2 separate regions of the Homo sapiens genome follow, and region 2 is linked to region 1. Evidence: chromatin loops called from intact Hi-C (ENCODE). Cell type or tissue: CD14-positive monocyte. All regions are shown on one strand. Each heading gives the region's core, and the rest is flanking DNA. Links, peaks and the distances in the headings are about the cores only.

Region 1 (4,021 bases), core at 656-3,155:
AACTGACTAGCTTCACTCTCTTGGTCCTTCACCTGTCATTTACTTCCTCATTCACCGTGCACAGTTCAGCTGAGATAGGACTGTATGCACAGCTGGATGACAGCCAGCCTTCTACTTCTTTCCTGCTTTCACTGCTTACCTTCTTGTCCCTATATGGGCTCTAGATACAGCATCCTCAAGGTGGAGAAAGAGAGAGAGAGAGAAAGAGAGAGGCTTGCATTTCTGCACATTCTAGACAGGAGTGACTCTTTAACGAATTTCACTGTTGGAGGAAGACTCTGGTCCATTTTCAAGTCTCAGGTGAGGCCTGAGGATGGGGAGGAGGAAGGAGGGCTCCCGGGTTTCCAAGATAGGTTTCCCTGCCCTGTCGTATAAGTTGACTCAGCCATCTAGGAAGGGTCCTACTCCTTCCTTAGGCCTCCTCCTGATGGGAACCCCACCCCAGGTCCTAAAATCAGCCAGGATGGAAGATTCTCTTAGAAAGTAGAGAGGCCCCTTTTGTACCTCTGCCACCAGCTGTTTACCCCATGCATTCCCATCAAGACTGGGGCCAGACCCTCTTCTCTTCAGCCAACACACTCCTCAAAACTCCAAACGATATAAAAGCCTTCTTAGGAATTAACATCCTTTGGGCAACATACTTTGAAACTATTGATAATATATATAAGGTGATTGAGAGTAAAAATTCACTCTCTCACACATGTGTGTTCAGCACCTACTCTTTCCGCTGTGTGTATTTACACACAGTTAGTGAGCCAGCCTGGGCCAGGCTCTGAGTGGTCCTATCCCCAGGTTCTCCTTGGTGAATGGGCAGGGGAGACTGGCTGCAGATGAATGACTTGCTTTGACTATGTCTGGGGAAGAGGTACTGAGAGGGCTGCTGACTGGAGTGCCGACCACCTCCCGCAGACCCTTTTGGCTGGTAACAGAGATGGGGATCGAGCATTCCCAGAGATAGCTAGGAACCAACTCCAAGCCCTGCTGAGCTGGAGAAAGAACAAGGTGTTCAGCATCCCACAGCAGAGTAAAGAAAAGCAACTGCACTTCTAAAAATTCTGCTTTAAAGGCAAGTCCATGTGGTGCTACAGTAGCTCTAACAGGCACAGCCTAGGGATCTGGCATGGGATGGAATATGGGGTGGGGGAAGGGAAGAGATGATCAGCGGACAAGAGACATCCACTGTTCTTTGGCTCCCATGCAAAAGTCCCCGTTGAGTCAGGACCTCCAGGAAGAGCTGGGCCTGGTTCTGGTGGAGTCAGAAGTGGTCTCATCACCGAGCCAATCTCCCCCATGTGAATCTGCCCTATCTTCCTGGCTGAGCACCTACCTAACCATGGCCAGCGCCTTATGCCTTATGTATATCCCTTTTTGCCCCCTCACTGGAGCTGCCTTGAGGCCTGGGTGCTTCTTCCAGAAAGCATTTTCCCAGGTGAGAAGTTCTGCCGTCTGAAGCCAGCCTCCAGGCACTGCCTGCCCCTGCCTAGGCTCCCACAGCTTACCCAAGGTTTGGGGCTCCAGGCAGGGTGCCCTCCAGAGTGCCCTGGCCTGTGAGGGTGCAGGGTCGTTGGCTCAGGGCAAGATGGAAAGTTTGATATATCTGCTCCACCATTTCATTATCAGAGGGCCTTTGGGAAAGCTGGCCATGTGGTCTGCGGTGGGCAAGAATCTTGTCTTAAAGCTAAGTCAACAAGAGCAAATACACGTTTTTAACTTAAGTGATGGGTTTGTTAGGGGAACCTAGAGAAGGTGGTTGGGCGAAGGAGGCTGGAGCCTTTCTGAAACCCCTCCTTGGGGTCACCATCCACTTCTGCAATCCATCAACACTTTTAAGGGCAAGAGGCATGCGGAGACGCTGCTGTACGCCTAGTCAACGAGGCCAGCCGGAAAGCCTCCTGGGGCCGCGAAGCACCACCCAGACCCCACCATCACCCCTCCCAAACCCCCTTGCATCCCAAACCCCCAACCCCCCATCTCGTCTTTTGGGCCAGAGCGGCCGCCCGCGCTGTCCCGCCTCCAGAGGGCGCTGACGGAGAGGTGGTAGCGCCCGCTCCCGCCGCCGCGCCAAGGGGCAGCCCCAGGGACTCCACCCCTACTACCGCCACCCAGCCTAATTTGAATATTTCATTGGCTGCCGCCAGTCTGGTCAATTTATCATGCAAATGTGGGTGCCCTCCGCGCCAGAGAGGAGCCATCGCCCGCGCAGGAAAGCGGCGCCCGATTGGTGGCCGAGACAGCGGCATTTGTAATATTTTTCTTTGGGCATTAGAGTCATTTACCAATGCCATCCCCGCAACTCCAGGCACTGAATCACAAGCCACTTAAAGGGTTTTATTGGCAGCTTCGAAACTTCTTAACATGCTCTTTTATTTCAAACCAAGTGTCAACCTATTTCTGACCTCCCTCCCTTCCCCTCACCTAAAAAAGCTGCAAAAAACTCCAAACTACTTTGTTCCCTCACTATTTGCACGCGGTAACAGCCTCCGTCTTGCCACAGGTAGAAGGACTGGACCTGTTTGGGGCTAGCACTTGGTAGACCTTAAATAAATAACCTTTGAGAAGTCTTATAAAGGTGGAGGAGGGACTGTTGGAAGAGAGGCACACAAAAAGAAAACAGAAAAAGAAACGAAGAAAGAAATGGGGAAAAGAGAAGAGGCGGCAGAAAAGGGAGAAGGCAGAATTTAGGACTGCTCTGCAAAGGAGGAAAATCTTGGTGTTATCAAAGCCCTGGAGATCAGAGACTACCTGCATGCTATATTATCTAACCCTTCGGGCCACCATGTCCCCAGTCACCCTGGCCCTCCTATTGCCGAACTAAGGTGATATCCATCAAATTTCAAGAAACAAAAACGTGAAAGAATGAGGCCCCCAGAGTGTTGTCCCTCTCTTTTGTACCTGCCCTGCAGAAACTTAGGCTCCGTCTTCCCCGTTTGTAAATTGTAAATTTAGGGACAAACACAAAACCCTAACGTTGAAGACAGAGGAGAAAAGCAATGTAGGAAAGAAGAACTGGGAAACGTGATTATTCCTGGTCTTGCAAATTCCCTGGCCAGTTAATGAGGTCACCAGCCTCAGAAAGCTGGGCTATCTGGTCGGCTAAGACCTGGTGGAATCCTCCTCCTTCAGGATTCCAGCATTCAAAGAGCTGGGGTTCAGAGCCGCATCAGGTTGCCCACGTAATGATTCAGATACCTGCAGTGCGGGGCAGCTGGCGCAACCACACGGGAAGAGTTGGGCACCCCTGAGCTACAACTAGCAAATAGCTGCTCGCTCCCGACCAGGGGTGAGCCCCTAGGTGGCTGCAGCTATCTCTAGTGTAGGGATCCCCCCACCCTTATTTTTAGCTCTGCTTAAATGGTTTCCAAAAATCCATTTCACCCAAAGTGGGGTGGCGGTGGGGGTGGGGGTAAACCACGCCACGCTGCAGCGAGGAATTCGTGAAATTCCCAGCGCAACCCAAGTCGACGCGTGGGATTTGATAAAAGGGCATTTCGCCTGGAGTTAAGCGCTCCAAACTGAGTTTAATGTGCATCTGTCCTCCTTAGACTGAAATACAAAGACGTTTTATTTTCTTTATTTAATCTTCGCTCTCCTAAAAAAAAAGTTTTTGAAAGTTCCGTAGATGATTGAACGAAAGAGAATGAAGGAAGAAAGAGGTATCTGAAGATGTGAGACTCAGAGCACTGGAAAGCTTGGGGAGAGGGGAGGGAGCAGAAAATCGCCATCTCCTGTCTTGGGAAACCCGAGAAAGTGGCCGCTATGACTCACAGGACCAGAAGGTGGGTTTCTAGGCAGACCTGGTTTCCCTCTCCCCACACGCCTGTGATAACCGTACTCCTTCCTTCCTTCCCTCCCTCTTTTAGGTGTATTGTTAAGTGGGTCTTTTTTTTTAAGGTGTTTATAACTGCCTGGAAATCCTAAATCGGAAAAAATGAGGCATTGGAGAGGGGGACCTGCAGGCTGTGGCTTCCTAGACCAGGTCGGCTTCCACCCCAAGTTCTCCCGAATCGAGTGGTGCCCAGGA
Region 2 (4,021 bases), core at 830-3,329, 140 kb after region 1:
TCTTTGATGTTTCTTGTATACATATATACATACACCATCATAAAGAACGTGAGTTGTAAGTAATTGCATTGTATGGTTTTTCTTTGAGAATTTGGTGATTTTCCTCCAAAATTTAACAATTTTAATTTAATTTAATATTTAATATTTAATAATAAATTTAATTTAATTTTTAATAGTTTTTTTAAGCCAATTGGAAAACTCTACTATAGATCCTATATATAGAAAAAAATTATAATACCTTTTTTTTTGAGACAGAGTCTCGCTTTGTCGCCAAGGCTGGAGTGCAGGGGCACGATCTCGGCTCACTGCAAGCTCCGCCTCCCGGGTTCAAGTGATTCTCCTGCCTCAGCCTCCCAAGTAGCTGGGATTACAGGCACACACCACTATGCCCGGCTAATTTTTTTATTTGTAATAGAGGCAGGGTTTCACCATGTTGGTCAGGCTGGTCTTGAACTCCTAACCTCGTGATCCGCCAGCCTCAGCCTCCTAAAGTGCTGGGATTATAGGCGTGAGCCACCACACCCAGCTTAGAACCTTTTTCTGTAAATATTCCTATTAATGTAAAAAATCATTTTATTTTATGGTTAAAACAACACAATTGGGACCAGCTATCTTCAGAGTTTTAGTTTTTTAAAGCTCACATTTTTACCCTATTTCTGATATTTCTTGTCTACACTTATACCATGGATATTTCTTGTATACACTTATACCATTGATGTTCTTTGATGTTTCTTGTTTACTTGTATAGCATTGATGTTATTTAAGATTATTTTATGTGCTCTGTGGACAGATGCTTCTAATTTAATGTTTTCATTAAATTCATTTGTGTGATTTACAATTTATGACAGATGATTCTGACTTCCCAGTGAGTGACAGCAATTTTCCTTTTTGAGTAAATTTATTTAAGTAAAGACCTGACTCATATTAAAGAAAAATATGAGTACAGGGTAGTATTGACATGATATAGCGCCACAATTCTGAATGTGGTATCTAAATGACTAATGTCTGGGAAATGCTTGAAACACCTACACTGGAGATGTATAGCCAACCAACCGAATATCTTCATTTTTGTATCAATATTTGGTACCTGCCAACTTTTTAAAAATTTTATTTTAATCCCCTCCTGCTTTGTTACATTTTTGGCAAAGAGGGAATGGTCTATGGATGAGGGTTGAATGCTCGGTTCTTTTTTTTTTTTTTTTTTTTTTTCTGAGACAGAGTCTCGCTCTGTCGCCCAGACTGGAGTGCAGTGACCGGATCTCCGCTCACTGCAAGCTCCGCCTCCCGGGTTCACGCCATTCTCCTGCCTCAGCCTCCCGAGTAGCTGGGACTACAGGCGCCCGCCACCACGCCCGGCTAATTTTTTGTATTTTTAGTAGAGACGGGGTTTCACCGTGTTAGCCAGGATGGTCTCGATTTCCTGGCCTCGTGATCTGCCTGCCTTGGCCTCCCAAAGTGCTGGGATTACAGGCGTGGGCCACCACGCCCGGCCTGCCTGATTCTTTAGGAAATAGGTCTTCAGGACCCCCACACTTAATCCTGGGATGTGAAAGTGATAAGTCTCAGTCAACTTAGGTGCAATGCCTTATCCAGGTATGAATGCAGTCTTTCCCTGAGCTGAATAAAACTCAAGAATCAAAGACTCTGTTCTTGCTTTCTCAATCTGCTGTTGTCTCCACTCAGCTCACTTCCTATGGAAAGGACTCAGGTATGGGGCAGAGTCACTTCCTGCACCACACCATCAGCAAAGCTAGCTCCTCTTGGCTGGCGCAGGCCCTCTGGCTTCCCAGCTATGAGGTCACGCCAGCTGAGAATTCAATGATCTGTCTTAACCACAGTGACTCATGCAGCCTCTGGTTACCCTGCGGCTGGGACCCAGTTCCTGTACAGGAAGACATATTTTAAATGATTACATGAATGACGGAGAGTGCGCAGAGGGCTTTCAAAGATTTGGAACAACCAGCCGGAAGCGCCAAAACTTACCCGGGTTTGTTCAACCTCATTTGGTTTGAGAATTAGAAGGACTGGTCCCGACGGGTGCTCTCTGACTACTGCTAAGAATCTCTCGTCCTTTCTAGCAGTGATGGCCTGGCGGCCACACTCAGCACAAGTTAACGATTCCAAGTGCAGGAAGAAGTAAGGAGTGAGAAATAAGAATAAAATAAAAAATAAAATCCCCCTAAATTGTCGCAATTTGAAAACTTTTCTCAAATCCTCAAAGGAAGATAATTGTCTAAACTCCAGGGGCAGCTCGAGGCTCAGAAGAAAGAGTGTAGACTTATTCTAAAGAGAATGAGAGTGAGGACTGGGCACCAAACGTGCGCTAAGTGCCAGCACGCTCATTCCTTTTATGTAATCTGCTCCTCTCCTCCATTGCGTTTTTTTCTTTTAAATAGACTTTATTTCAGTTTTTGGTTCACAAGAGATACAGAGATTTCCCATATACCTCCTGTTGCTTACACATACATGCAATCACCCCGTTACCAACATCCCCCACCAGGGTGGTACCTTTGTTACAACTGAGGAACCTACATTGACCCATCATCACCACCCAAAGTACATAGCTATGTCAGTGTTCACTCTTGATGTTGTACATTCTATGGGTTTACACAAATGTACAAAGACATGGATCCACCATTATAGTATCCTATAGAGTAGTTTCACTGTCCTAAAATCTTCTGTGCTCTGCCTATTCATCCTTCCCTCCTTACCCCTGGACACCACTGATTTTTTTTTTTTTTTTTTTTTTTTTTTTTTTTTTTGAGACAGAGTCTCGCTCTGTTGCTCAGGCTGGAGTGCAGTGGTGTGATATTGGCACACTGCAACCTCTGCCTCCTAGGTTCAAGCAATTCTCCTGCCTCAGCCTCCTGAGTAGCTGGGACTACAGGTGCATGACGCCACGCCCGGCTAATTTTTTTGTATTTTAGTAGAGACGGGGTTTCACCATGTTGCCCAGGCTGGTCTCAAACTCCTGAGTTCAGGCAATCCACCCGCCTCCGCCTCCCAAAGTGCTAGGATTATAGTCTTGAGCCACCGCACCCAGTCAATCTTTTTACTGTCTCCATAGTTTGCCTTTTCCAGAATGTCGTATGGTTGAAATTGTACCATATATAGCCTTTTCACACTGGCTTCTTTCACTTTATTATAGGCTTTTGAGATTCTCCCATGTCTTTTCATGGCTTGTTAGCTTCTGTCTTTATAGTGCTGAATAATATTCTGTTGTCTGGGTGTACCACATTTTATTTATCCATTTGCCTACTGAAGGCAGTCTTGGGTGCTTTCAAGTGTTAATACTTATGAATAAACCTGCCATAAACACCCATGTGCCTTTTGTGAGACATAAATTTTAATCTCCTTTGGGTAAACATCAAGGAGTGGGATTGCAGGATGGTATGCTAAGAGGATGTTCAGTTTTGTAAGAAGCCACCAAACTGTCTTCCAAGTGGCTGTTCCATTTTGCATTTCCATTGGTACTGAATCAGAGTTCCGGTAACAGAGTTCCCCAGTACTCTTGGAAGCACTGGGAGTTGTCAGTGTTCTCGATTTTGTCTATTTTAACAGGGGTGTAGTGGCATCTTATTGTTGTTTTGATTTTAATTCCCCTGATGATACATAATGAGAGCCTTTTGCTTTTTATTTTTCTTTATTTATTTTTATTTTTGAGACACAGTTTCACTCTGTCACCCAGGCTGGAGTGCAGTGGTGTGATCTTGGCTCACTGCAACCTCCGACTTCCAGGTTCAAGTGATTCTCCAGCCTCAGCCTCCCGAGTAGCTGGAATTACAGGTGTGCACCACCACGCCCGGCTAATTTTTGCATCTTTTCAGTAGAGACAGGGTTTCACCATATTGGCCAGACTGGTCTCGAACTCCTGACCTCAAGTAATTCTCCTGCCTTGGCCTCCCAAATTGCTGGTATTACAGGTGTGAGCCATGGCGTCTGGCCACCCTTTGCTTTTTTTGCTTTTTAACAAATTACACTAACTCAATATGTGTGGTAAGGGACTGCCCTAACATTTCAC

The links. Hi-C counts contacts between places; a loop is a spot of excess contacts. Peaks named below come from ENCODE experiments on the same cell type or tissue, not always from the same donor. Only the 100,000 strongest peaks of a DNase experiment are listed, where the experiment ranks them.
Region 2: it touches region 1 in a loop (2.3-fold over the local background); 13 of 110 quality-filtered maps call a loop at or near these places.

Annotation. Positions count from the first base shown.
Region 1 is chr19:31,355,256-31,359,276 of GRCh38, reverse strand. The region is part of intron 1 of TSHZ3-AS1 (TSHZ3 antisense RNA 1); the gene reads right to left. Among named protein-coding and RNA genes, the nearest start is that of TSHZ3, 7.8 kb to the right of the region's middle. In CD14-positive monocyte, for the core only: CTCF peaks have their summits at 1,786 and 1,990 (motif pointing right); a DNase peak (open chromatin) is centred at 2,066; H3K4me3 peaks cover 421 bases; H3K27me3 peaks cover 2,232 bases.
Region 2 is chr19:31,212,098-31,216,118 of GRCh38, reverse strand. It overlaps a transcript of TSHZ3 not described here. Among named protein-coding and RNA genes, the nearest start is that of LINC01791, 47 kb to the right of the region's middle. RefSeq lists an enhancer at 3,998-4,021. In CD14-positive monocyte, for the core only: no CTCF peak of the experiment used is centred there; a DNase peak (open chromatin) is centred at 1,808; H3K4me3 peaks cover 871 bases; H3K27me3 peaks cover 954 bases.